Regions from separate parts of the Mus musculus genome. Here regions 2, 3, 4, 5, 6 and 7 are each linked to region 1. A link is a loop called in an ENCODE intact Hi-C map of the cell type or tissue named here. Cell type or tissue: left cerebral cortex. All regions are shown on one strand.

What was found. A loop is a pair of places that touch in the nucleus more often than their neighbours do. Peaks named below come from ENCODE experiments on the same cell type or tissue, not always from the same donor. Only the 100,000 strongest peaks of a DNase experiment are listed, where the experiment ranks them.
Region 2: it touches region 1 in a loop (9-fold over the local background); 5 of 42 quality-filtered maps call a loop at or near these places.
Region 3: it touches region 1 in a loop (6-fold over the local background); 2 of 42 quality-filtered maps call a loop at or near these places.
Region 4: it touches region 1 in a loop (7-fold over the local background); 5 of 42 quality-filtered maps call a loop at or near these places.
Region 5: it touches region 1 in a loop (11-fold over the local background); 3 of 42 quality-filtered maps call a loop at or near these places.
Region 6: it touches region 1 in a loop (2.6-fold over the local background); 4 of 42 quality-filtered maps call a loop at or near these places.
Region 7: a loop joins it to region 1, with 4 times the contacts of the local background. A loop is called at or near these places in 2 of 42 quality-filtered maps.

Annotation. Positions count from the first base shown.
Region 1 is chr7:82,863,707-82,867,706 of GRCm38, forward strand. It overlaps Mex3b (mex3 RNA binding family member B), which reads left to right and starts at 3,627. Exons shown (of 2, transcript NM_175366.3): 1 at 3,627-4,000. The coding sequence starts at 3,945. Gm36584 (a long non-coding RNA gene) reads right to left here and starts at 3,590. Exons shown (of 5, transcript XR_003946820.1): 1 at 1,836-3,590; 2 at 1-153. In left cerebral cortex, CTCF peaks have their summits at 2,416 (motif pointing right) and 3,055; DNase peaks (open chromatin) are centred at 826, 1,154, 1,536, 2,513 and 2 more places; H3K4me3 peaks cover 2,695 bases; H3K27ac peaks cover 2,354 bases.
Region 2 is chr7:83,199,899-83,203,898 of GRCm38, forward strand. No RefSeq gene overlaps it. Among named protein-coding and RNA genes, the nearest start is that of A530021J07Rik, 53 kb to the left of the region's middle. In left cerebral cortex, a CTCF peak has its summit at 1,944; DNase peaks (open chromatin) are centred at 1,968 and 2,458; H3K4me3 peaks cover 287 bases; H3K27ac peaks cover 431 bases.
Region 3 is chr7:83,159,913-83,163,912 of GRCm38, forward strand. All of the region lies in intron 4 of A530021J07Rik (Riken cDNA A530021J07 gene), which reads left to right. Among named protein-coding and RNA genes, the nearest start is that of A530021J07Rik, 13 kb to the left of the region's middle. In left cerebral cortex, no CTCF peak of the experiment used is centred here; DNase peaks (open chromatin) are centred at 1,510 and 3,156; H3K27ac peaks cover 1,453 bases.
Region 4 is chr7:83,059,044-83,063,043 of GRCm38, forward strand. No RefSeq gene overlaps it. Among named protein-coding and RNA genes, the nearest start is that of Gm36817, 24 kb to the left of the region's middle. In left cerebral cortex, no CTCF peak of the experiment used is centred here; DNase peaks (open chromatin) are centred at 1,944, 2,373 and 2,678; H3K27ac peaks cover 1,512 bases.
Region 5 is chr7:83,143,228-83,147,227 of GRCm38, forward strand. No RefSeq gene overlaps it. Among named protein-coding and RNA genes, the nearest start is that of A530021J07Rik, 3.2 kb to the right of the region's middle. In left cerebral cortex, a CTCF peak has its summit at 551; DNase peaks (open chromatin) are centred at 1,893 and 2,581; H3K27ac peaks cover 297 bases.
Region 6 is chr7:83,053,859-83,057,858 of GRCm38, forward strand. No RefSeq gene overlaps it. Among named protein-coding and RNA genes, the nearest start is that of Gm36817, 18 kb to the left of the region's middle. In left cerebral cortex, no CTCF peak of the experiment used is centred here; DNase peaks (open chromatin) are centred at 2,458 and 2,774; H3K27ac peaks cover 934 bases.
Region 7 is chr7:83,093,461-83,097,460 of GRCm38, forward strand. No RefSeq gene overlaps it. Among named protein-coding and RNA genes, the nearest start is that of A530021J07Rik, 53 kb to the right of the region's middle. In left cerebral cortex, no CTCF peak of the experiment used is centred here; DNase peaks (open chromatin) are centred at 1,652 and 2,096.

The DNA of each region.
Region 1 (4,000 bases):
TTCCCTCACCATCTCAATCATTTTTGTACCAATGCTTTACTCGAGCTCAGGCACACGGATTGAAGTGAGCTAGCTTTCTTTCACGTGGAGATTTGAATTCCTCCTGCCATGTATTCAGTCTGCAAGATGTGTGCAAAACAGCTTTGCAGACCTCTGGAAAGGAAAACAGGCTGTGTTACTGTTTGCTTTCAGGAGATAACTTGAACCTTTCATAATTTATAGCAGCTGAAATGCTCCTTGACGGCCCATTTTCTGCACACTCTTCTCTTATAATAATAAACATAATATGGCTGCATGAAAAAGCCCTTGGGGGTATGGGGTCCTGTATCAGGAAAATAGTTAAGCTCTTGGGTCCAATAGGAGCCTGGAACAATCTAAACAAAACAAAACAAAACAAACAAACAAACAGAAACTATGGGATTAGGGTATGTATTTAAAACCAGAAGCAGGCCTTGCAAGTTGTATGGTGTCTTATAAGACATTAATTGAAAATGAAATTATTTCATTTTTTTATTATTAAATTATTTCTAGAAATTATTATTTCTAGAATTATTTCTAGAAATATATTCAAGGGTCTGAAAGCATTCCAGATGCTCCATTGCATGCAAGCAGAGAAGGGTGGTGGCTGGTAGGAAGGCACCAGCCAGCAGCTTGTCATCCACACATACATGAGTTCCCTTTGTCCTGGTCTCCGGTTAAGACAGCCCACCGGAAGATGGGTACTGGCCTTTTCATAGTCGGCACAGACACAAAAAGTCCAGCTGGAAATGGAGTCTGGCGTTGTCAGACATAATTTCTAGCACATCAATCATCGTGCAACGCTCTCAGGGATGTATTCAATACAGTGTCTTCAGAACACTGATTTTCACAGCTTTCACCAAACAGGCTCTTTGTCTGGACCTACCTGGACCTGTCTAGATGGTCATGAATTGCTAAGGTCAGAGTTTCCACCTTTCTTTCATGTGGGGCAAAATGTGTGATTTCATCCACCTTTCATAGTTATAAGCAGGTGCCGTTCCTGCTTTCATCCAGCAGGGAAGAGTGACATTAAACATGTCACCTTGGTGAAGCATTGCATTCACCTTCCTGCTAATGAGACAGGGTCCCCAGGGACTTCCTGAAGAGCCAAATCCTCCAAATTTTCAGGAGCAACTCATCTGAAATCTTATTACAAGCAGGTTCCAGGGGGAATAGAGTTATGGCAGGCTTGCAAAAAATCTATGGGCAAGCTCCCTGCAGCAAGTTTCCTGAGGGACCCTCCATCCCAGTTACACGTACACAATCAGTTTCGTGTTCGTTTTAAAGGAACAGCAGTGGACCCCAAAAGGAAGCTAACATGTTGTGCTTGCAAGGTGAAAACGGGCTTTTCAGAACTGCCTCTTTTGTTAACGTTTAAAAATCAGGATATCACGTTGTAACCCAGACTGGTCCAAAACTCACTATATAGCCCAGGCTGTCCTGGAATTGGTTGAAATCCCTGCCCTCCCTCACCCTCTCAGATGACAGGCAGGGGCCTCGCGGCCAGGCTCTCTTTTGCTTCTTGCCGTCATGAATGCTCTTTCATTACTCTTTCTAGGCAGGGCGCTTTTGCTCCAGTACCTAGTTTAGGGTCCTCAAGTGCACTCCTTCCTCATTCACAAACCAATTTGACTCCGAGTTCATAAGCAGGAATTCTCTACTGGTCAGCGAACTCTCTCTGCACCACCATTTTCTTACCCCCACCCCCACCCCGTCCACTCCCGCCCCTTATAGAACTGATTCTTTGAAGAAAAACACAGCCAGCTTGGGGAAGCTGACGTAAACATCCTGAGGAAATAGCCACAGTAAAGCCGCACCTCAGCCTCATTTCCCTAGGGAAATAATCAGCACCTCTGCCCCGAGACAGCTCCAGGTGAGTTTGGAGCTTGGGATCACCTTCGCACGCTTGGAAGTGCAGGCGCTGGCAGAACAGTCCGCTCCCAAGTGCACTGCCAACCATTGTCACTTTTAACCACCCAGGCATTGGGCAGGGGAGGTATTGTGGATAAAAGCCGAGGTGCGGGGTGATCCCTTTTTTCTGGGTCCCTCAGATCTGCCCCAGGTCCCCAGGGTCGCCCCCAGCGGGGAAGGGGTTCTCCAGTAAACCAGTCTGCGGTGTACACAAGTCGCCTCGGAATCACCAGGAGGCGTCTCTCCCGGCAGACCTTAACAGGATTAGGGAAAGCCTGGACTACTAGCCTGCAGGGCGCAGGGGCGCGGATAAACAGGCGGGCTCCGGGAACAAAGGACGGAGAAGCGGATGCGCTTTGAGCAGGGAAGGGGCGTCCTCCTCTCGCAGGAGGGAGATGCGCCGAGGCCCGAACCCCGCCCCGGCCCGCCCCTCAAAACCTCCTTTCTTTTCGCTTGCGCTCGGAGGCTATCGGTGGAGAAGCCAGGAGGGGGCGCAGTTCGCCTTGGCCGCCCGCTAGTCCTGTCGCACCCTTCCTCCGCCGCCTCCCCCAACCCGAGAAGCGCACAAAGAGCGCCAGGCCCGACCACACACCTCCCGGCGGGGCCGGGCTGGGCGGAGGGCGGGGCCGGCGCGCTCTGGGCTCCTCTCAGGCACTGCGCATGCCTGACCGCAGGGAGGGGCGGGCCTGGGAGCGGCGGGCGCGCACGCCCTCACTGTTCCCGGGCAGTGTAGGGCTGGCGTCCCGGCAGTGGGCGCGCGGCGCTCGTGCGCGTGTGGGAGCCCGCGGGGTCTCAGTCCGCGCGCCAGGCATGTGCGGGACCCTAGAGGTCACCTGCAGCGGTGCGGGTCGGGCCCTTTCTGCAACCGGTTTCTGGTTTTGGCATTCGTTCTTTCAGGGCCACTTGGGCAAAGTGCTACCCAAGGGGACGGAAATGTGAGCGCGCGCGCGAGTGGCAGTGTGGGCGGGCGTGTCTTTTGTGTGGCGTGCGCTCCCGCGCAGGTGGGCAGCTCGCGCCCAGCAGTCACAATACCAATGGGGCCCAGGATCTCGAGCCTTTGGTTCCGCGTCCCAGGGTTGGGCCGCCCTGTGGTACAGATACCTTGTACAGTATACCGTCCACCTAGTGGTCGCGTCGGCTCCAGGGATGCTTTATTTGGGGGCAGTAACGGGACTTTAGAAGGACCGCTCTTTGGAGCTTGGCGGCTGGCATCACAGTTGGGCGCCTTTTCTTCTCAACCTGGAGAGGAAAGAGACTTGAGGACAGTGGTTGTCCTCGGCTGATAGGTACATATAAATGTCCCGAGCCAGCCGGTCCCGCATTAGACAACAAAGAGAGGCGTTCGCGGCGGCGGCGGGGGAGGGGCGCGGCCGGGAGGAGGCCGGGGCGGGCTGCGGCGAGCTCGATGGGGGTGGCGCTGGCTCCGCTCTCTCAGCCCCGGCCTCCGCCCGCCCCCGGCCTGGCGCGCGCCAATCGCCTCCCCCAGCGATAGTGTCAGTAGCATTGTAGTGTCAGCTCCCGCCGGTGACGTTGCGCCTCCCTCGTCCCCCTCCGGAGCCGTCTGGCTGCAGAGGCTCAGTCAAGAGGCGGGTAGGAGAGGAGGAAAAAGCGCTGAGTGAGGGCGGGCGGGAGGGAGGGAGGGAGGGAGTGGAGGAGCCGGGGAGGGGCTCCTTAAAGAAACGCTGCTGTCGCTCGCCTGTTCGCTTTGCGCTCGGCATTGTGGCCAGCCAGCCGGGCACTCGGGGGGCACGCGCGGCCGCCGCTCGAGCTCTGCCCCCACCCCAACCGCCAGCAGATCTGGGGTGGGGACCCAGGCGGGGGCTCTTGCAGCCACTGCCCGGTGCGGATTGCACGCAGAGACCCACTCCTCCGAGCGCCGAAAAACGAGCCACGGAGCCCTCCGCAGCCGACCGGCCTCCCCGCCCCTGACTGCCGGCTTCCCGGCTGCCTTTGTGGCTGCACCTTCTAGCTGCCGAGCAGAGAGCCGGCTGGGGCGCGGCGCGCACGGCGGAGCGATGCCCAGCTCGCTGTTTGCAGACCTGGAGCGCAACGGCAGCGGCGGCGGCGGGGG
Region 2 (4,000 bases), 340 kb after region 1:
TGGAAATACCAGGTTTCCCCAAAATAGTAGAAGTATCACCCTCATTACCCACCTCTCATGCTGGTTTAGAAAGGAGAGTGTCTCCCAGCTATACATCAGGAATTCCTGAAAGGTGGGCTCAGGGGCATAATGAAATGTATGTTCTTAATTAATTAATCACTTACCTCGCTCCTGCTTCCTGTTAGATGGAGGGATGCCGGCCTTTGAGCCCAAGGTGGATCCTCTGAGTTGCCTGCTCTGAAGAAGTAGTAGTTTGCAGGCATCAGTTGGGAAAGAAAACTCTAGTAAGGATCATTTGTCTGCCCCTGCCTTGTTCTAGTGTTCACCTCATCTTTACTGGTTAACTAGAACTCTGTCATCACAGCCCAAAACAAATCCCAGATGACTTCCTCGACAGAATTTAGGCTCTCGGTTCTGGAAGTAGATGCCTTCAGAGGGGTGCAAGAAGTAATCTGCTTTGTGCATGTCTCCTGGATTCAAAGACCTTGTTGGCAAAACTCTGACCTTTGCCTTGACATCTGTTTGGGTGGAAATCTGGGTTTAAGTTTCTTCTCTAGATAAAAACAGCAGCCTCATGGGGTTGGAGGCTCAACCTACTCAGTATGATTAGGTGTAAACTGGGATATCTCATTGATCCTGATGGCAGCATTCAGCCTTACACTTTAACATATGATTTCTTGGGGCAGGGGGCAGGGATACACAGTTCTACAAAACTAACAAGAAAGAGGCCAGTGTTTAGCTTCACCGATATCTTTAAAGGAGTGCTATACCTTTAAGACTAGTGGTTACATGCAAAGCTGCTCAAACCACAGACGACAAATGAAAATGTGATCATATCTGTTAAATCCTAAGCCCCTACCCTCATATATTCTGTGCTCAGCTTAATTCCCCCTCAACCCCTCCAGTCTGATTTCTGTCCCAGACTTTAATTGCTAGGTTTATTTAATCTTTTGATTTCATTCACATGTGTGTGTGCACGTGCATGTGTGCCTGTGCATATGTGAACATGTACCTGTGCATAAGTGTGTGTGTGCATGTCTGTGTGTGTGTGTTTCTTGTGTGAGAGAGTATCATTCTGTACTCCAGACTGACCTGGAACTCATGGCACTTCTCTTGCCTTAGCCTTCTGAGTGCCGGGATTACAGGCATGAGCCACAATACCCAGGCACCAGTTTTAAAACACTCTTCCACTGAAGCCTCTGCAGTCCCAGTTTGGCGCCAGGTGGGTATTCTCATTTAATAAACATGAATTAGACTAAAATGGCTTTCGTGGATGCGATGTTTCATTGTTCAGATCTGATGGAAGTACAGCTGTAAGAACTTGGGGAGCTGCTTGTTTCCTGACTAGTGAATAGCATTTGGAATAATGACACTGTTGTGAGTCTACCTGGGACACGAAGAGCAAATCCCCAGCTTCCCCTCTGCATGCCCACCAGCTGCTCCTTCTTTGCTCTTCTTTTCAAGGGATGTGAGAAATGTTCACTCATTTCCTTTGTCCTGATGCAGGATTCTCAACCCTGGCACTGCTGACACTCTGGTCGGAAGAGCTCTTTGTTGTGGGTGAATGTGAAGCCTGTGCAGTGGAGACACTCCGCAGCATTGCTGCTCTCTGTCCTAGAGACATTAGTATGTTTCCAGGCATTGTCCCCGGCCAGGGATAGGGTTGGGGGGTGGGGGGGGGCAAAGTCACTCCCAGTCAAAAACCACTGTTAAAGTATGCAAAGTCACTTTGTAATTCTGCAATACCATGCGGGTGTGTAGCATTGATGCATGTATTACTTCCAGCAGCTGATTTCTGCAGAGATGGAAAAAAGGGCCGATTGCTTAAATAACTGACTTCAGAGCACAGTGCTCAGCTCCTTAGTCTGATGAGTTTAGATTAAACTGCCCTTGCCACAAGTTTGAAGCATGCTCAGATGGCAGAGGGTGTTTTACCCAAGTCGCCACTAGAGGACGTTTCTGCAGTTAGCAGAGCTGTTTCTGGGTAAAGAACACTGGCTGCAGCTTGTTTGCAGACAGTCCTTGTAAGACAATGCAAGAGCTTGCCTGCTTGCAAGGGAGGACCCCAGATCCATCCTACTGGGTGTTTATTTTATGCCAAACTCTATCCCCAGGGAGGTACTCTGCTCCCGAGGATGGGATGCCCATGTTTAAACAGCATGAAATACAGTGTGGATGCTCCCGCTCCACTTCCGTGGTCACAGGGGCTAAATAATCTCACTCACTCTGCCTGCCAACTGCAGGAGAGACTCAGTTAATGTAATTAAAGGAAGCGAGCGCTTGCCTCCTCCTTCCCAGTCTTATGTCTTGCTCTCTGTGCTCCATCAAGGAACAGCTTTAATGGTCGAGTGAAGGGCTCAGCCCAGTGCACCATGAACTGGAGATAATGTCTGGAGTCAGGTTAACTGAACTCTCCCGCCAGCAGAGTCCATGCCATCTGCCCATTTATTGACAGCCTTGTCAGCAAAAATCTGGAGTCTGAAGGTGGGCAGGCAGCCAGCATGCCTTCCACTGTCTCTCCAGCGTCTCGCTAGCAGATGTTGTGCTTCATGCCTGGAGCTGCTGTTGGCAAATCACTGCATGCTCATGTTATTTATCAGAGGGTGCAGGGAGGGCAGGAAGGGAGATGTGTTTTCCAGGAAGAAATTTGTATTCCCTTCCAGGTTTTCTGTAGATGTTAAAAAGGAGGAGAAGAAGAAGAAGAAAAAAACTACTGCTTGAAACTGACTTTGAAAAATGGGAATTAATCAGCTTATTGTTCAACACTGGAAAAACAAAATGGTTCCAAACCACACAGTTATTTGAGGAGCCAGTGCCCAAGTTCCATGGGTTATGTGGATTTGAACACTTGCATCTGCTCGTTATGATCTGCCTGGCCTTGGAGGGTGCTTTTTAATTGGACAGTCACACAAATACAAAGGAGTGGAGAGTGTTTCTTTTCAATATAGATAATACCACACTCACACTGAGTTCTTATCCCAAATGCCCAAAAAATCAGTCTGACTGTTTACCGAGTGAATAGAGATCTAGGTGCAGTTCTGTGACTAGACAATGCCTGCCTTCCTTTGACAAAGGAAATCTGTCTGGCTAGCTCTTTATAGTTTAAAGGAGGAAACAGGAAAAGAGGGACCTTTTAGAAGTGAAATTCAGCCTCTCTCCTAGTTTTGCATGTATGCCTTACAAGCCACTCTAAGTGAGTCCCTCTTGGAAAGCCTTGCAAAGGCTGCTTCATCCAAGGATGCTCTTGTAAAGCCCCCAGCTAGTGGTTCATTTGAGCTCTGTGTTCATCTAGTTATCCATGACAAAGAATGTCTTCTATCAGGAGATTGAAATGGGGTGGGAAGAAAAATTATTGGCCTCAAAAGACCGGGAGGGCCAGGGAGCCCTAGAGTGAGCACCCATAGTCCCTCACTGGGAGGATGGTGCTCCTTGTTTCTCTGTTGATAACTTATTCCCATGGTCATGAAAAGGGCAAAGTCTCGGCCCAGACATCAGAGAATTCACCAAGGAGAGGACTGAGGTTGTCCATGCAGATCCAGGAAACAGATTGGCACCTCCAAGGCATCAGAAACCCACTGTTAGGGATCCTGAATCTCGCCAGGGAAGGAGAAATGCTGGCAAGCTGCGCTCCACTGAGATGTTTCTCTGCACCACGCTGAGATACATCTCACTGGCTCCTAATGAAATGGTACCAAGCAGAAGGGAGACCATAAAAGCCCGAAGCAAGTGAACGCAAAGCACACCTGGTTGCAAGCCCCCCAAATTAACGTGGAATTGCCTTTCTCCTTGCAGGGAGCCCTACAGCCACAGCCCTGGGAATCACCACTTCTAGCACATGCATCGTGCCTTAGGATTTTAGCATTTCTGCCAGCCTCATTTTCCTACCCAGTGGAAGTCTTCCCACCTGGTCGGTGTCTAGGCTAGGCCATTCATTTTGGCACTCTGTACTAGGTCGGTGGCTTGGTTCTATGCCCATTCAGGCTGTGACATCTGAGAGTAG
Region 3 (4,000 bases), 300 kb after region 1:
TCAACCAACCCGAGCCCCCAGAACTTTCAGGGACTAATCCATCAACAAAGGAGTACACATGGCTCCAGCTGCATATGTAGCAGAGGATGGCCTTGTCATGCATCAATGGGAGGAGAGCTCCTTATCTGATGAAAGCTCAAAAAATGTCCCGGTGTAGGGGAATCAAGGGCAGAGAGGTGGGAGAGGGTGGGTGGGTGGTGGAACACCTTCATAGAAACAGGGGGAGGGAGGATGTAATAGGGTGTTTCCGGGAGGGAGGGAAACCGGGAAAGGGGATAACATTTGAAATGTAAATAAAGAAATTATCCAATTAAAAAAAAAGAACCAATTGGGGGAACAGGGCCTTAGCATCAGAACCACCGCCTACAATTGGAACCTTGAGGAGAGAGGAAGCCTTATTATTTGTGTCTCTCTCCATTACCTCCATGAAGGAATACAAGTCCTCACAGATGTCTTGATTGAAGACAGTCTGGTGAAGACCTTGGGAGAATCTCACAAGCCTCGTGAATCTCATGAGTCTTGTGAGCCACTCCCTCCCTCCCTGGGAAAATATTAATGGGCTTGATGTCTTGAGTGTCTTATACACATTTTAACAGCTGTGCAGCTTCAGAATAGTGATGATTGTGTCCAGTCTGGAGGGACCAGCTGGCTCCACACTTCCTTATATGCCTCCTTTCTTCCCTTTTGGAATGGAAAGGAGTGCTGTGTGCCACTGTATATTAGATTTATGTATTTTTGTTTACAGATGCATATAGATGAGTTTGGCTTGAATGTCTGAAGGGACTCTGAACTTTGGCCTGTTGAACAATATTATAATTGTTAAGAGTAAGGATATTTTTGAAGTTAGAGTAAATAGGTTTTGCATTATCAGATGATCATAATTACTGGGGGGTAGGGGCTGAATTATATTTTGAATCTGAAATGTCACCCATTGGCTCCTATTTTGGTCACTTATTCTCCGGCTGGTGGTGATACTATAGAAAATGTGGAACTTTCTGAAGTTGGTTGAAGCACGACACTAGGGAGATGCTTTTGAAGGTAACCTATAACCCCTGGTCCTGGCTCTTCTCTGGTTTCTTGTCTGTCACAATGTGAATAGATGCAACTATAGCACCACCATTATGGACAGAGCTGGTCTCTCTATAGTTTCCCTACCACTATGAACTGACACCTCCTGAAACCAGGAATCAAATGGAATCTTTCTTATGTTGTCTGGTATTTGATACAGAGTAGGAGAAAAGTAACATAATATCCAACAGTTTTCGACTTTGCTTCTCTGTCTCCACCTTCATCCTCTCCTCCAGAGCTGGTATCTGCCTTCCTTCTCCACTAAAAACAAGGAACACAACAATGCCTAGCCTAATAACATCTAGAGTTGGAAAATATCAGCTCCAGATTCTAGAACATTTCATCAGGGCCATTTGGTGTGGGTGCCTAGCTTTCTAAGTCTCACTGCTTTGGTGAGTCATTTTTTTCTGGAGCAAAGTGGAGACCTGCTTCTTCAAACCCACACACCCACCTCCCTTACTGAGCAGAAGCTGTGAATCCAGATGAAGGCCACAAAAGCAAAGCCTTTTCTTCCTCCAGGGAGCACTGTGTAAAAACACGTTATCTCCCCATGGAAGTTGGTGAGCTCCTTTCCCCTCCTCTTGTCATCAGTTCGCTGCACAGTGTCTGGAGTCAGAACTATCTGGCACACAGGACAGAGATCTTAATGACGTGAGGCCTCTTTCTTCCTCTGCAGAGGGAGGCTATTAGGGTATACCTTCCCAGAAATGGTGACCTACTGGACACAGTAAGCACTGAGGAGATGCCTGGCAGGTTCGGTGCTCGTAAATATCAGCATTGATTGTTTGGCAGACATCGTGAGCCTTCAGAGAGCATATACCTTCCGGTGAAACACCTCCGTGCTGCACAAAAGAACAGTGGCAACAGAGCAGCTTGGTCAGGGCACCTGACCTCTCTAGTCATTTCTGTAGGGAGATGAGGGCACAAGGCACATTTTTTCACCTGTTCTTCGCAGCAAACCCTGGAGACTCAGCTTTGTCTCTGAGTAGGAAATGACTTATGAAAATTGGAAAGACTTCAGGAACACACTTGGCACTGAGTGCCCAAAAGTGATTCCTAAGTACAGTCAGGGTTGCCAAGGTAGCGGCAGATCATGATTTTTTTACCTGATGGAGGTGACCCTACATTTATTCCTGAAGCTCCTGAAGGAGGTGACCCTATCTTCATTCCTGTAGATCCTGAGCCATTTGCCACCATGTAAGATTGTATTGTAGTTTCCCATGGACCTTCGTCATGGGGATGGTAATACTAGCAGCTGCCTCTGCTAGAGCTGCACTCCAGACAAATTTCCCACCTCTATTATGGAGTAGTATTCCAATCCCCCCTGGTAGTCTGGCTCTATCCCCTTCTCCCTTCCCCTGCTCACCAACCCACCCACTCCCACTTCCTGGCCCTGGCATTCCCCTACACTGGGGCTTAGAGCCTTCACAGGACCAAGGGCCTCTCCTCCCATTGATGACCAACTAGGCCATCCTCTGCTACATATGCAACTAGAGCCATGGGTCCTACCATGTGTATTCTTTGGTTGGTGGTTTAGTCCCTGGGAGCTCTGGGGGTACTGGCTAGTTCATATTGATGTTCCTCCTATGGGGCTGCAAACCCTGTCAGATCCTTGGGTCCTTTCTCTAGCTCCTTCATTGGGAACCCTCTGCTCCGTCCAATGGATGGCTGTGAGCATCCACTTCTGTATTTGCCAGGCCCTGGCAGAGTCTCTCATGCACAGCTATATCAGGCTCTTGTCAGCAAGCACTTATTGGCATCCACAATAGAGTCTGGGTTTGGTGATTGTGTATGGGATGAATCCCCAGGTAGGGCAGTCTCTGGATTTCCTTTCCTTCAGTCTCTGCTCCACAGTTTGTTTCCATAACTCCTAACTTGATATGCCAAGTTCTGTTGCTATGCTATCCCTGGGAGGCCTGAACTTTTTTTAAGGGACAGGAAAGAGGAGTGGATCTGGGGAGAAGGGAGTGGAGAGGAGGGACTGGAAGGAGAGGAGGGAGGGGAAACTGCTGTCAGGATGTAGTATATGAAAGAATTTTCACAATGCCCACTGAAAGGCCCACGGAGCCGGAGTGTGATGCCTATGGGTGATGGCAGCTGTGGTAGACATGCTCTCTCAGGAAGAAAGGACTGGCAGACAAGCAGACTGCTTTTTCTCAGACTTCTTTTTATCTGAGCTGCCTGCTGCCTGTCGGAAGATGCATCCCACACTGAAGGAGAACATTTCTGTTCTTGCTTCATTTCTGTTTCTGTGATAAAAGCACTGACCAAAAGGAGCAGAGGGAGGAAAGGGTTTATTGTATTTTACAGGCTATGGTTCATCACTGAGGGAAGTCTGGACAGGAGCTCAATAGGAACGCGAAGCAGAAAGCATGGAGGAATTCTGCACGCTGGCTCACTCAGAGGCTCATGCTTAACCAAGTTTTGTTGTTGTTGCTTGTTTGTGTTATATACAGTCTAGTGTTTCCTGCCTAGGGAATAGTGCTGCTCACAGTGGGCTGGGCCTTTCTATAGCAGTTACAATTAAAAGAATCTCCTGCAAAAATGCTCACAGACCAATCTGATCTTAGCAACCCCTTAAATGAGTCTTCCTTCTCAGAAGACTGTAGATTGTGTCAAGCTGACAGTTAAAGCTAACCAGGACATTTCCTGTCTCAGTCACTGTCTCATGGGTCAGTTCTCCCTGAGAACACCCTTGCAGACATACAGGTATGTTTTGCCAGTCCCATAACTCCTTTTAAAACCTCTGTGTGGTGTTTTGAATAGGAATGCTGCCCATAGGCTCATATATTTGAGTGCTTAGTTACTAGGGAGTGGAACTACTTGAGAAGAATTAGAAGAATTAGAAGGTTTGGCCTTATTGGAATGGGTGTGGCTTGGTCGGAGGAAATGTGTCACTGGGGGCTGAGCTTACAGGGTTAACAAAGCTCAA
Region 4 (4,000 bases), 200 kb after region 1:
AATCGTATCAGGGATAGGCACTGAGTCAGGTCTTGAAGCTTTTGATATTCCAGGCCCTCACTGAATCATCTAACTCAAGGATTAATCATTTTTTACATAGGTGTAAAGGACATTTGAAATGTAGCATAATGAAGAAATGGCTAAAACATCATGGTACCTTTAATCAGTTGAATATTATGACCCATAAAGCAACATGAAAATGTTGTAAAACTTCTGGTGCATGTTCAATGCAACAAATGACAATAATATCATAGACTCATTATTTTGCACAATTGACTTATGCTAATAAAAAGTGGCGGTATTGATGAGCAAGCATTGAGGGGTGCTTCATGACTATGTGTGTTGGTGAAATTTTTACTTTTTAATCTTTTGGTCAACTTGACACAAACTAGAGGACTCTGGAAAGAGGAAATCTCAATTGAGAAAATGTTTCTGTAAGACTGAGATTGGCCTCTCGGCAAGTATCTGTGGCTTTATCTTGATTAATGATGGATGTGGGAGGGCCCTCGACATCGTGGATAATACTGGGTAAGTAGCTCTAGATTTAAGAAAGCAGGCTTTGCAAATTTTGGGAGCAAGTCAATAAGCAATGGTCTTCCATTCAATTCATCCTCCAATCCCTTTCTCCAGGTTCCTGCCATGAGTTTCTGCCCTGACTTCCCTACATCATGAACTATACATTGTAAGCTGAAATACCTACCCCTCCACAAATTGTTTTTGGTCACAGTGTTTATCACAACAATAGGAATGTAATTAGGACAAATATGTAAACAAATGTAGCATGCTACCAACTGGTGTGCGTCTAAGCATCCTTATACTATTCTGTGATGATCTTGTAGTAGATTCACAGCAACCATCCAGCCAGTGCCTTCCTTCCCAGTTTATGTATGGCCCAGAAAATGGAAACTCAGATAAATTAAGAGACTTGTTTACGCTGGGAGTGGTGGCACATGCCTAAAGGATTAAAATCCTAGCACTCAGGAGACAGAGGCAGGCAGATTTCTGAGTTCGAGGGCAGCCTGGTCTACAAAGTGAGTTCTGGAACAGCCAGGGCTATACAGAGAAACCCTGTCTCAAAAACAAAAAAACAAAAACAAAAACAAAAAAACAAAACAAACAATTAAACAAACAAAAAAGAAACTTGTTCACAGTACCAAGGAGAGACTGGAGCTGGGATTTGATCCGAAGTCTCTCTGATTTGAAGCTCCAGCTTCTACAGTTTCTGACAAATGAACTGAGGCCTGCCAGATCAGACCCAGATACTGTCTTTGCTGAGGTGTCAGCCATTAAACTGGCAGGCTGGATGAATACCTTGAGGCTTGCTACATCATGAAGCACTTTCCTGAGGCCTCAGTTTGCAAATAAGAAATTTTCCTTGGAGTCTCTCCAAAGAGGAAGAGATGGGGTGAGGAGTGGGAGTAGGGGTGTGGAATGAGGGGTGGGGCATTACTTCCAGGCCCACAGCGGGAACAAATCGCTGCTCTTTGCAAAGCCCTTGACATTCAAGGATCCCTCTAGGAAGGAACAGGGTCATGCTTTGACACTTTTATCAAGGACCCTGCTCCTTCTATTTCTTCCCCTTCCCCTCCCCCTTCTTCCTCTTTCCTTTCGCCTTCTTCTTCCTCTTCCTCCCTCCTCCTCCTGCTCCTCCTCCTCCTCTTCTCATCTACATGTGGATGTAATGAAAGTCTGCTGGGCACTTGAGAAAAGGAGACACTGGAGTGGTGTAAGTAAGCTGTTACTGCCTCTCTTCCCAGCAAGCATGAGCTGAATAAAACATGTAGTCAATAAAACCCAGCAAAACAATGAAACGAAGCCCTTTGGTGCTCTTGTATTGGGTGTTAGGCAACCCAGAAACCTGTGGTCATAAAAAGGGGAATGAGGGGAAACTTTACACTCATAGGAACAAAGACAGCTCCGCAGAAGGTTGAAAAGAACACTAGCCTAGCTCAAGTCTTATCCTTGGGCACCTGGAAGCAGTTAGGTTTGAAAGCTGTGCAGACCTCAGGCCGGCTGCTCCCAGCTCTCCCAGGGATCTCGTTAGGGGTAGGCAGTGCAACGTGCTTTTCATTAGGAAACCCATTGATCCTACCCACAAAGATACATTTTTTTTCTTTTTTTTCCCCAATGGTAAATTTATAAGCTTTGAGCACAAAGATCATTTACAGTCTCCTCCTACCCCTTCTTTGCAGGGGATGGGGGTGGGGTGTAGAAAATTTGGAGCTGCCCTGGGTGCCAGCTGCCCTAGGTGACAATTCAAGAAAGTCGTCCCTTGACTGGCTGAACACTGCAAAGCAAACTTCAACACTTTCCTATTTCTGGTGAAGACTGGAAGGAAACGGGGAAGTTTTTCATCCTTGGTGCCTTGTTAGGACTTGGTATAAAGTAGGCCAGTGCAATTTGTCTATTTTGGGTTTCAGAAACATTTGTTCTTCCCACAAGAGGTATTTTAAATACCTTCAGACCACGACTGCAACCCTAAACAATTCATTAAAATAGGCTCTTTGGAGCCTAATTTTAAAACAAAAAGTTGTTGATGATAATGATCATGAATGAGCCAGGCAAGCGCAGCTGTCCAGTCCTCGGGCTTCAGAACTACTCAGAAAAGTAACAACATGATTGTCCGTAGTTGTGTCGTCCAGCCTCCATCTCCCCCAGAAGGCATCCACTGTAATAGAAGAGAATCAGATTGAGAGAAAGAAAGAAAATAATCTTGGCTAAATTGCAAACACTGAGTCACCAGGGAGGAAGGGCTGTTCTGAGCCAAATCTGCTGTATTTTCCCTTGGATTTGTCTCCTAGCCCAGGCCTAACTGTAATCATATCTAAGCACTACAGTAAATGTGCAAGGCCATTGGTAAGCCTCAAAACTGCTGGTTTAGTAAAAACTGCAAGACATTGGCCATGAACAGTCACAAGAATGGAGAACCAATGGCGAGACCATTCTTCCTCAGGCAGTCCTATTTGCTGAATGAGTTCCTGGGGTCATGCAACAGATACTGACTGATGTTGCAGGAGACAGGAATAAGGTGGCACCAGGCACATGATAGTGTGGTGGGCAATCTGTAAGTAACTGCGAGACCTTCTTCGGATCCTTCTGAAATTTGTTGTGCATGCCTTGGAACAAGTAGGGTGTCGTTTTATGATGTTTGTGGATTAGTGTGGGGAGACTTTGCCACAGGCTACGGCTCTGTGTTAGGGGAAGTAGAAAGAGGAAGAAGCATGCAGTCTATATTTTGGCTGTTTAACAATGGTTTGGTTAATAATCCTTTCCACCAGAGTGCAAGTAAATGCACATGCACACACATACACATTTGCAGTGTTGAGGGGCAGGAGACTGAACCCAAGGACTGTGGGTACTTTGAAAAGAACCTGCAAGATGGTTTCAAAGGTGTTGGGATAAGTTGAGCTTGTGCAGGTGCGTGTGCTATGACAGTAATAGGCCTTGTTTTGATCATGTTGATACAATTGCTAAGCTTTGTGCTTTTATAATACCGTCTCTTAGGCTGGCCAAATAGTTCAATGGGCAAAGGAACTTTCTGGCAATCCAGAACATAAGAGTTCAATCCCTGGGACCCACATGTTGGAAGGAGGGAACCAGTTCCCACAGGTTGTCCTCTAACTTGTACATCGTCTGTTCCATGAGTGTACCCAACTAAGTCAATCATCAATCAATCAGTCAACCAAACATGAACTAGAATTCCTGAAAAGAAGCTATATCTACAAAGGCTGATTGAAACTCCCCAGACTTGGAGAGTTTCACCTTTTAAATGTTGCAAGGTGAAGAGCCTAATTAGAGTCTCTCTGTGGTACCTTTCGTCCCTCATGGAGCCATTCTTTGTCCACCTCTGTGCCAGGCTCAACATCCAAATAAACAGATAAGTCCTTTGGGATGTATTAGCAAAACCCTCTCCTCCACCGCTGGAAGGGCTAACAATGCTATCAGGCAACATCTGGAGCCTATAGTTGAGGTTTCCCCTATCTTGTGGGGTAACCTACCT
Region 5 (4,000 bases), 280 kb after region 1:
TCACAGGGTGGAAAGGCTTATGGGAAAGTCATGCCCCATACTGTGACTGCCTCCTCTTAAGTCTCAGCTGGGCTGTTCACCACTACTCTTGGTCCATCTTCTCCTCCAGCTCAAGGATGTGGAACAGGAGAGAGAGAGAGAGAAAGAGAGAGAGAGACAGACAGACAGACAGAGACAGAGAGACAGAGACAGAGAGAGACAGAGAGAAACAGAGAGAGACGGAGAGAGACAGACAGAGAGAGAGACACAGAGACACACAGAGAGAGAGAGAGAGACAGAGAGACAGAGAGAGACATGGAGAGAGACACAGACACACACACACACACACACACAGAGAGAGAGAGAGAGAGAGAGAGAGAGAGAGAGAGAGAGAGAGAGAGAGAGCTAAGAAAGAGAACAGGCAAGGGAATCTGCTTAGGAGGAAGAAACACAAACATGGAAGCAACACAAACATGGAAACCTTAAGTGAATTCTGTGCCCAGTTCACCACTAGGGACTGAAGTGCCTGCAGGAGTGGATTGGGGAGAGTCTCCTTATGACTTCATTTGGAAGTCACAAAGGCACCCAGTGGCCAAGATGTGCCACTGATATTGTAATCCAGTAGATGTGATGGTTTTTGGAAAGGGGTCATATGCATATTCAGGAATGATCGTTCTTCACCTCCATCCCCTGCCCTCCAAGCCTCTGAGTCACTTCTGAGACACTGCCTGCATGGGGACCTCCGAGGTCTTCCATCTCCTGAAACTTTATAATTTGTTATTGTTTGCTTTTTAACCTGTGGCTTCTGGAGTGAAGCAGGAGTTAGACTCTTACTGCAGAGGTGCTGGAAGCAACACTGCCTGTTAGCTTTAGTAGCAGCGTCACACTCACAGCTCCTTTTAGGCTCTGTATACTTCTTTAAGTTTATCTTCATTAGCTGCACAGAAAACAGGAACCAGAAGACAGTGTATTTGCTGATAACATCAATCATCTTTATTCATTATCACCATAACACACCGCCTCCCCTTAGAAGTCATCCTGCCTGAGGCTTAGAGTTAAGCACTTCCTTTTTCTCTATTCTTCACGTTCCTTCTTTTGTTAATCTCATCACAACTGTGATCTTCTTCTTTTTAAAAAACTTTATTTATGTGTGTGTATGTGTGCGATATGTGAGTGTGTACCTGCATTTGTGTGTCTGTGCATGTGCGTGTGCATGTGTGTGTGTTGATGTGCTAGTGCTGTGAAACACTTGTGGAAGTCAGAGAATGAATTTTGAGAGTCTTAACTTACTCCTCTCCTTGCACCATGTGGGACACAGGGATCAAACTCAGGTCATGAGGTTTGGTGGCAAGCACCTTTATACTCTAAGACATCTCCTGGGCCCCTGATTTTCAAGTTTAGAGTTTCTTCTAGCTATTAAACTTGTGTTTTATTCCCCAGTACCCTGGACACGTGTGGTGGAAAGAGTTTAATTAAAGTAAACTAAACTAAAATGAGATTCTTTCATATGTGTGCAGTAGTAGTGTATGCAGGTATGCACATGTGAGAAAATGCAGAGGTCAGTGATCAACATTGGGTCTCTTCCCCAGTCTCTCTTTCTACCTTATTTTGGAGGACAGAGTTTCTCACTGAACCTGGAGTTCATTGAGTTGGTGGCCAGTAAGCTCCAGGGACCCTTCTTTCTTCATCTGCTGAGTGCTGGGCTTGTCAATACATGCTGTTACCACCACACTCAGCTTCGTGATCCACACGGGAGCTGCGGATCCAAACCCAAGCCTTCATGCTTTCACGGCAAGCACTGTGCCCATGGAGACACCATCCTGTCCTGGAAGGATTTGTTTCCATCAGTGTCTCTAATGACCGCAGCCCCTAGGAGGTGATATTCTTCTTCCCTTCAGCTTACCTTAACTCCACTCCCATCACTCTCTTCTGCCTACCTCAAGCCAGGGCACCAGCCCTTCCACCCTGTGCACATAAAAGCGCACAGATTTGTTGCATTGGTCTACAGTTGGTCACGTGACAGCTTTAGCCAGCTTCTGATGCCTCAATGGAGAGATTATGAGACTGCAAGAAGACAGAAGGCATTCATCACAGTGGCCTCAGTGACTGCAACATGATGTAAAGCTTTCAACCAATGAGGTGCCTGTCCACTGCAAAGAGAACAGTCTGATCATGTCTAAAGGACAAGGCCCAGGGGCTATGGTCAGACTGGGTGGGCTGAGCTTCCTAACCACTTTCTCCTGACCCGCTAGGACACACCCTTCCACTCTTGCTTGTTTTTGAGCTGACTTCATCTTCCCCTTACTTTACCTCTGAGCAGATAGGTCAAAATATTAAGGGAAGGGGAAGGGGGTTTGCAAAAGACAGTGGGGGGAAATGGCATTGAATTATTCCCATAAATAAGGAGCGAGTAATTATTAGAATGTAGACGTTTATGCTATGGATGGCAAAGTACTGGAATATATCATGAAGTGTCTGTTTTAATATCTGTATCTTGGTGGTTGCTAGGTTACAAGGGTACTTTTAATAACATGAAGGGAGCTAGAAATACTTGTAGATGCTTTCCTCATTGAAAATATTACTGGCAAGAAAAGGGACATATTGCCGGCTAGTACCGTGAGATATTATAAGCTTTCTGCTGCTCATTAAAATGCATCTTAGCTGTTCATATTATGAGAAGTTCACTTTAGAATTTTCTTTCAAAATAGATGTACTTTGCGGTAATGAAACTTGGGTGGTGGATGGGGACAGCTTTATCCCCAGGAAGATGACTTTGTTCCATCCCACCTGATTAGAAGATCTTTATTGAAAAATGACCTGTCACAAGCACTGTCTAAACCCTTGAGATGTAGATGGTTTAAAGAAGACAGTAATTGGGCTTTTTATTATCAGTGAAAAAGCATGGTTTTTTTTTTCCTTGAAGATGTAGCAAGTGATGTTTCTTTATTTCTGATTAAGAACGCACCCTCTCTTTTCATTATTTGTACATCAAAGGCTGCAAAGCTTGAATTAGCCCGTGGCCCTTAGCAAAAGGACAAGCCTACTACTGCTTTGTGCTTGGAAAGCTGTGGTAAAGAATTACTTCAAACACAATGCTAATATTGCTCTAATTGGGACCAAATGAATCTCCCAGGAGCACAAAGGCAGTGATTAATTTTACCTTGGCTCATATGAAAATAAGAGAATGGAGAACTTCAAAGAGGTGGTAATCTTGGTGTGAGATGGGCAGAGTGGGAAGATGTTCAGCAGAGAGCAAGGGGACACTCCCTCAGGCACGAGAGCACGTGCCATGGAATCAGTAATACTCACTATGTGTTTTGTCACATTAGCTCACTTAATCCTGTAACAACATCCTGAGAGAGATGTCATCTTCAGTGTATGGAATGGGCTTATATTAGTAATGTGACAGTAGTAAGGTCACACAGCGAGGGAATGTGATGGACACAGGATACCAATCCATGGAAGCTGCTTTTGCATTTTCCAAGTCTCTCCCCAACCCCAGGGCAGTCACTCTAAAGTGATTGGCATGAATGAGATGCAAGAGAGACTAGACTAGAAAGTAGGGTGGCTCCACATTATCCCGAGGCTTCAGTGGCAGACTGATGTTTTTATATTTACCCTGGGCATGATAAGGACACATTCTCAACAGTGAATAATGAATCCAGAATCTATATTTTAGGAAAAGAATTCTGGCTGGGCCTATGGGAGTTGGAAACAGGTAGGAGATGTAGCTGATTATTGAGAGAAGTATCTAAGAAACTACTCCAAACACCCATGCAAGATGTGTTAGCCTGGAAATACCTATTGAGTAGTTACTGAGGGATCACAGTGTCTCAGGCTTCTCCAACATTTTTGAATCATGTTTGCCTTTGTAATGATTAGAATTTGATCCATTCCTAGTTCCCTTCCGAAAGCCAAGGCCATTTGGTCAGCGTCTTCATATTACGTTCACCAAGGATCCCGCTACTCCATGTTATACTCCCTGGAACTCTCGCCATTTTTTAGGACATGTACTTGAATT
Region 6 (4,000 bases), 190 kb after region 1:
ATTGTAAGAGCCAGAGGTTAGGAAGAGCCAGAGTGAAAAAAGTGCTTTTTGGACACATAGCAAGATGTTGAGTTCCTTGACTCTCCCAGCTGAGATGCTGTTGATGGCTTCTTGTCAAAGGGAGACATAGTTTCCTTTAAGAGTATGTTCCCTGGTTGACCTTGCTCCAGTAGATGGCTTTGCACTCATGAGTTTATAGATAGCCCAAACTGAACTAGGAGGGTTATTAAAAACTAACAGAGACTATAAAGTTGGGAGGATGAGAGAAGCAGGTGAATCTCAGAGGAGTTAGGAAGAGTGGAGAGTGAGTAAGATTAAAATATGTTGTATGGATATATAAAATTATCAAAGCATTCTTTAAAATATTATATCTAAAAATAATTATTAGTTACCACTCAACTCTAAGTCATCATTCATTTTCTTCTTGCCTATTTTCACAATCAGAGGCCACACAGGCTTCTACCACAAAGTCTGCAGAGCTGGATCAGAAGATGTTTAGAGAACCTAAGGCTATGTACTAGGTAGATGGCTCAGTGGATAAAGTGTTGGGCACACGAGCTTGAGGAGCTGAGTTCAAATCCCCAGAACCCCCATAAAGCATGGAGTGGTGGTGTCTATCTGTAATTCTAGCAATCCTATGAGAGATAAGATGAGACAGGAAAACCCTTGATAGGTTGAAGGCCTGCTTCCTGGTACCTGCAATAATGAACAACAAAGAGACCCTGCCTCAAACAGGGTAAAAGGCAAAGGATGGCCCCCAGTGCTTTCCTCTGACCTCCGTGTTCATGTAGTAGCATATGTGTACATTGGTGTGCAAGCTCACACATACACACCATGTACCACAAACACACAAAGACAGAAAGATAGCCACACACACACACACACACACACACACACACACACACACACACACACACACTCACTCACTCACTCACATATCTAAAGCTAAGGTTCAATAAATCAAAATAAAATAACATTTTGTAAGTTGCTCCTTAGGGGGCACCATTAGTTAGTTATCCCCAGAACCAGGTCTTTGCCTTGCCTTCCCTGAGCTGCCCAAAGCTATGATATTTTCTTAGATTAGATGGCCCATAACCTAGTGCTGGCTACTTAGATGCATTGTGCTGGCATTTTATTTCTGTTACTCAGGCTGTTTTCCATTTGTTTCAAGAATATACTGACATAACTGTTTACTGAAGTGTTAAAAAATCATTTTCTTAAGCTCTTTTCAGACTTTGAGAGCATCTCTTGCATCCCAGTATTTGAATATAATGATCCCTTTTCACATTCATTTTTGATATATTCTTGGTTCTGGATAGGCATGTGGTTTTCGTTTGAATCCTGGATATTTTCATATGATAAGAACCCAGAAGACCTTGGTATGTTTGTTAGTCTGTCTGTTTGTTTGCTTGTTTGTTAGTTATTGTTTTGTTTTATTATTATTATTTTTAAAGCCCTGCTGTGTTAGAAAAGGTTGATGGGTGAATGCGCTCTCCTGCAGCCTGGGGAAGGTAGGCATCCTTGTTCAGAGGATGACCCTCACGACACCAGCAAAGAGCTTCTGGTCCCTCCTATGAAAAGGTGGAGTTCCTCCCTGTGATGTCTTTATTCATGTGTATGGATTAAGATCAGCAGCAACTGGCAGGGGTGGAGGTTAAGACTCCCTGTGTAGCCCAGTGTGATGCCATTCTGAGATGTGTTAGTGAGTGAGTGAGTGTGTGTGTGTGTGTGTGTGTGTGTGTGTGTGTGTGCAAGGGATGGCACTGAATCCTGATATGTGTTAGTGAGTGTGTGTGCAAGAGGGCACTGAATCCTGAGATGTGTAAGTAAGTGTGTGTGCAAGGGGTACCAGTGTGACACCATTCTGAGATGTGTAAGTGAGTGTGTGTGCACGGGGTGGCACTTGATCCTGAGATGTGTAAGTGAGTGTGTGTGTGTGTGTGCAAGGGATGGCACTGAACCCTGAGATGTGTTAGTGAGTGTGTGTGCAAGGGGTATCAGTGTGATACCATTCTGAGATGTGTAAGTGAGTGTGTGTGCAAGGGGTATCAGTGTGATACCATTCTGAGATGTGTAAGTGAGTGTGTGTACAAGGGGTGTCACTGAATCCTGAGATGTGTAGTGAGTATGTATGTGTGTGTGTGTGTGTGTGTGTGCACGGGGTGGCACTGAATCTTGAGATGTGTAGTGAGTGTGTGTGTGTGTGTGTGTGTGTGTGTGTGTGTGTAAGGGTTGTCATTGAATCCTGAGGATCCATAAGTAGGCTCTCCACTCAGCCTTTGCTGATATGAGTTGGGAAGGGACTTTGCTCCTTTGGTGATATTAGGTGAAGTAGAGCTGAGACTGTCTCTGGGATTTCGAGAGGACTGACTTAAGTGGGTGCTTTCTGCCCACACTTGGCATTTCTCCTGCCAACTCTTTCAGCTTCATATCTATGGCCCATGTGATCAAAAGAAAACCCACAGTCCCTAGCTTCTCTCTCTGTCCTTCATGTTTCAGGGTCCTCCAGTATCTGCTTCAATGCAATATATGGGTTTTTCAGTACCAATTAGGAGCAGGGAACGGTCTGCTTGACTCTAGCACAGTACTGATCGTGTTAGAGTCCAGGAGCTGGCTCATGAGGCTGTGACTTGGGTTTGTTTTAAAGATAGAAGCTCTTGAGTCTTAACACTTCTCTCCTCATTCTTCCTGCTCAAAATATAAACCTAATGCTTAGAATGGACTGACTCTCCATCTTTCGACTTTGAGGCTGAAGTACACATGCGGCAGATGGTGGAGGTGGAAGAAAAAGGGGTCTGAATAGCTGTCTTCAGAGTATCCTGCCAAGTCTTCTAGAGGATTTAAAAATATCTATGCACACATGCTATCGCTTACAGCCTGGCCCGAGCCTGTGGGGAGACAGATCACTTGTCACGTGACTAGATGAGGCAGCAAGCAGGGCTAATACAAGTAATTCATGTCTCATGCTTCTTCCCTGCCCCCTTTCCTGAAGCATCTTCAGTGTGTCTGAGATAGCACGTCTCAACCCGTTGGTGACGGCCATCGGCAGGCAAACACACATTTCTGACGGTCTTAGGAACTGAGTCACTGCTCAGCCGCAAAATTACAGTTATGAAGTAGCAAAGAAAATAATTTTATGGTTGGGGGTTCACCACAACCTGGGGGACCGTATTAAAGGGTCACAGCATTAGGAAGGTTGAGGACCACTGGTTAGAGGGCAATAGCATGGGGGCATTCTCAAGAAACACTCATTCAAAAGACAGGAAGCCATCGCCAGTGAGTGGTCTGGAGACGGGTGCGGACAGACTTCTTGTCACTCTCAATGACATTTCAACGCAGGTCTAACGAGTAAAAACTGCACAGAACTCTCCATAAATTACAAAAACAAAAAACCCAAACCAGTTTATGCAATATATGTATACTTGCACTGAATCCTCACCACAACCTTTTGAGTTTATTATGGCTTCCTCTCTTACAGAGAAAAATTTGTCTCCTGGAACTACATCAAGTTGTCCAAAGTCTCTCACTCCCAATGATGGAGAGGCCGAGAATCAGAGTTTGACCTTGTTGATCCTGAAAGCCGTGTTCCTCATCCGGCTGTGGTGTCTTCACATTCCACCCATATAATGCAGTCTCCTCTTGTGGACTGAAATTCTGGCCTCCTGTATTCTAGATTATGCTCTCTGCTGCCCCAGGCCCAGCCTTGGTTTTGAGAAAAGGCAAAAATGTTAGCGTCCTAAACACAAGTCACAGCCTTAAAAACAATGCTCACGGTTGAGTGCTAATTGCAATCTAGGCTGTGGTTGGTAGAACCTTCTCTGTAGAGGGCCAGAGAGAAGGAATGTGGGGCTGTGCAGGCTGTAAAGTTTCTTCTGCAAGTCCTTATGTCTTATTTTTTTTACCCCAACCTTAAACAAATGCAAAACTCAGGGTCTTTGAGATGACTCAGCTGGTTAAGCTGCTGGCCACCAAACCTCATGTTCTGAGTTTGAGTCCCTAG
Region 7 (4,000 bases), 230 kb after region 1:
AGCCTCAGCTATTTAGTCTTAAAAGCTGTCACCTGTTAGGATGGCAGGCCATAGTCTCTCCCACAAAGAGAAAAGCATGGCTGCGGGGAGTTGCTGGCAAGGGGGCACTCACCTAGTGTGCATGAGTGGATAGTGGCTCAATCTGAGAAGGGAGCAAGAGAGGCGAGAGTGTGCTTGAGGTTTGTGGAGCCTCGTTCTGGGTGGAGGGGAGGATCGGTGTGGACTGAGAAGGGGGATTAGGAAAAGACATGCGTCCAGGAGTAGTGGAAATGCCTTTAAATTCAGCATCAGGGAGGCTGAGGCAGGAGGATTAGGAGTTCTAGGCCAGGTCTTCTGTGTTAAAGGAGACCCTGTTACAAAAGAGAGAGGAAACAAAACAAAGAAAAAAAAGTAAAATGTGATGAGGCTCATGAAAAAAAAAGCTTGGGAATCACACTCGTGTAATGAAGAAATGGCTAAGGCATTGTGGGTCCTGTGTGCATGTGGCTGAACACTAGGCATTCAGAGGTGAAAGGCAGGGCAGGGCTGGGCATTAAAGCTGCCAGTGAGCAGGGATTTCTGGTCGCTTCTGTGTGGGCGGGTCATCTGTCTCTTCACAAATCCTTTGCCACGCTGACTTGTGCTCGCATGCAACAGCTGTTGTCGCCTGTTGGGGTCTGGGGAAATTAGAGGTGGGGCTGGTGTCATGTCTGGGTCACTGTGGTGACAGCCACTGAAAATGTATGAGTGTAGTTGAGAGACAGAGGTGGTTCAGAGTCTACCAGCCTGCCTGACCTGCATGAGAGGCTCCGTGAGCTGAGGAATAAAGACGGCGTAACCCCTTTCCTGTGGTTTTAAGGAAAAAGGAACCCAGTATTGACACATCAGCTGAGGACACTGGTCATGTCATCTCTGCCGGGGCATCAGCCTGGGAAGAAGGGAGCCCCTCTGTCCTCTGTTCCTTTCCTCTTGTGGTGTCAGATGTCTGCTTCCTGCATACTCCATCCTTTCTATAAAATCACTCTTTTCTCTAGTCAAGTATTGGCCCCCAGAAACTCTTATCTATCAACAGGTTTGCCTACATGATTACATATATAACCACCCCACTTTATTTTCTCTTTTTAAAAACCCAGTGAGTCTAATTTGCGCTGCCTGTATACTCTCGAGTGTGTGGGTATGTGCTGGATATTGACCGTGCCCTATTTATTTATTTCAATTTGAGTCTTAGTTTCATGTTCTAGGCTGGCCTCAAACTCATCACTCACAAAGGTCGACTTTGAATTCCTAACCTTCCTGTGGACTGTGATTTCTGGCCAGCACCATTACAGCTGGTTTATGAGCTGCCAGGGATTGGACCCAGGGGTTTGCGCATGCTAGGCAAACATTCTGTCAACTGAGGTACATCTCCAGCTCCAATTATGGCTTTTCATTCTGTAGTTTTGACATGTTTTGTACGTTAGGGCCTGCCTTGCTGGGACCCTGAGAAGATTAGCTTTCTCAGGATAAGCCAGTTCCTTAAAGCAGCAAGCATCTTCTTTCATGTGCTAAGCAATCAATCCAGAACCAGTACCCAGTCACCTTCTGACGATGCTCTTACTCTCTGGCTACTGCCTGCCCCCAGCTCCCCAGAACCAGGCACCAGGCAGATGGAGCCTCCCTCCTCCTCCCAGGCTCCAAAGCCCAGATGGACTGACTCAAAGCATCCGCCCCTTGCATGCACTACCATCGGTTCCTGTGGTAACCACAGTAAAGCCCTGCCCTAAAATTCTTCTCATACTGTACCTTCTGTCTAACCTGGTGCTCTCCTACAAATCCTTTCCTGGGGTCAGGGCTTGTCTGTCCTCTTGGGATCTGACTACAGTAGCCATCTCCTGGTCTGGGAGAAATGATAAAAAAAATGATAAAAATGATAAAATGATAAAAAAAAACCCTCAAACAAACTGCATTTTAAAATAGATCCCAAAATGCAGACCAGGTAGGTTCTGTGTTTCTTCTCGGCCAATTCAATGGCATGCAAACTCTGTATGAGACAGGTCTCAAACTCAATGCTGGGAGTTCAGAAAAGAAGGAAGAGCTGTTTGGTTTTGGTGTCAGTGTGCCCATCTGTTGAGAATGTTGGACATTAAAATAACTCATCATGGAAGGAGAGCTGCCAGCGCCATGTGTGGCCTGAGAAGGGACCAGAGAAGAACAGTTTTAGCTTGGAGTTGTGTCACAGAGCAGAATGTCTGGTGAAGTCCTCAACAAAAGACAACATGTCATGTGACAGTTCCCTAGGGTGTGAGAGCCTGGGAGATGGGGTGGGAGCATGGGTTTGGGTTGCATCTAAGGGAGAAACACCTGTTCTGCTGACATTTGGCGCCTCCTGTGTGCTTGTTACTTGTGTGGTGAGGGGTTTCCCACTGTGTGTGTGTGTGTGTGTGTGTGTGTGTGTGTGTGTGTGTGTGTGTGAAGCTTGGAGGAGGCCACATGTGCAGACACTTGGGGCAGGAGTGGGCCTCGCTTTCTTCCAGCTAAGAAGTAGCAACCATTTGTGCTACAGGCTGCTTTGGGGCTGGAGAAGACCTTTATGCCTGGCTCATACCGTATTAAAATATACAATAGCACATCTGTGAGCGTAGCTCAGTTGGTAAGTGCTAGCTGTGTAAACAAGAGGACTTGAATTCAATTCAAGAAAAATAGCTCAGCCTCCACCCCTATCCCCACCCCAACAAAAACAAAGCAAAAACAAACAAACAAACATCCAAAAAAAAAAAAAAAACAAAAAAACAAAAACCATGGGTCTGGCTTATAATCCTAATGCTAAGGAGGTAGACACGAGACGATCCTTGGGGTTTGCTGGACAAGCAGCCCAGCCTAGTTGGTGAGTGTCAAGCCTGTGAGAGACCCTGACTTAATATGCAGAGTGGTCAACGTCATGAGGAACAACAGCCAAAGTTAACATGTGGCCTCCAAACACATATGCAAACACACGTACATGTATGAACAGGTATGTATATGTATGCACAAATACATACATATACATATAAAATATAGACCCCAGCAACCAACATTTAATATTGTGGCAACTTTATATAAAAACTCAGTTTTGCATGTTTCTGGAGAAAATGAAATCAACATTGGAGTGTTGGCTGAGGCTAGACCACACCTGCTCTTGTGGGCTGGGTCAGGGATGCTGCCATTTGTCCCTTACCTGGATGTTCTTACCTGGATGCTATGCCCTTTGTGTTATGTGTTTGGTTTTCAAAAGCATCATTGTTAGCTTGCTGCCCAAACAAACTCTCCCCTTCGCCACCTTCTTTTTGTGTCTTAAATAGTTGTTGAGAAAGTTGAGATCTGAGATGGGTAGACTTGCACACTGAGGCAAAAAAGGGACTTAGACCGCTTGACGAGAGTCTTCCACAAAGAGACAGACCACAGAAAGAGCAATGCATCCTCCTGAGATGCATGGTGATTTACTCTGCAGTAAGTGTATTCCCAGGAACACGATCTTCTTGCTGGAGAATGGGAAATTGAAACACTGAGACCTTTAACAGGAATCATGCTAAGACTTAAGGAAAAGGGAAAATGGGAAAAGAATGAAAACAAAAGAAATAAAATGTGTTTTACATTTAAGGAGCTCTGATGACCATCTTTAGAAATACATTTTTTTTCTTAAAGAAAGATAAGAAATAATTTTGGAAAGGGAAAGATAGCCAAAGAATTTGCCAAGTGAACATACCACATACTGCCTCAATAATTATTCATTAGCCAAATTAAAACAGATCAACCTGAAAGTTGAAGAATAGAATGATCAGGCTAATTAAGATGCTGTCGTGAAACACTCAGCACTCATGTTGCACCTTGAATTTACCAGCAAAATAAAATTTCAGATGACTTTAGTCTGGGCAGTTCAGTGGCTTAGTGGTTAAATGGATTGCCCTCTTCACTTTGTCCTTTGCTATGAGATGAAAATGGCTTTAGTCTTAGTTGAGACCAGGCATACTTGGAGCATCCGAACCAGTCCCTGCACTTTGATCTG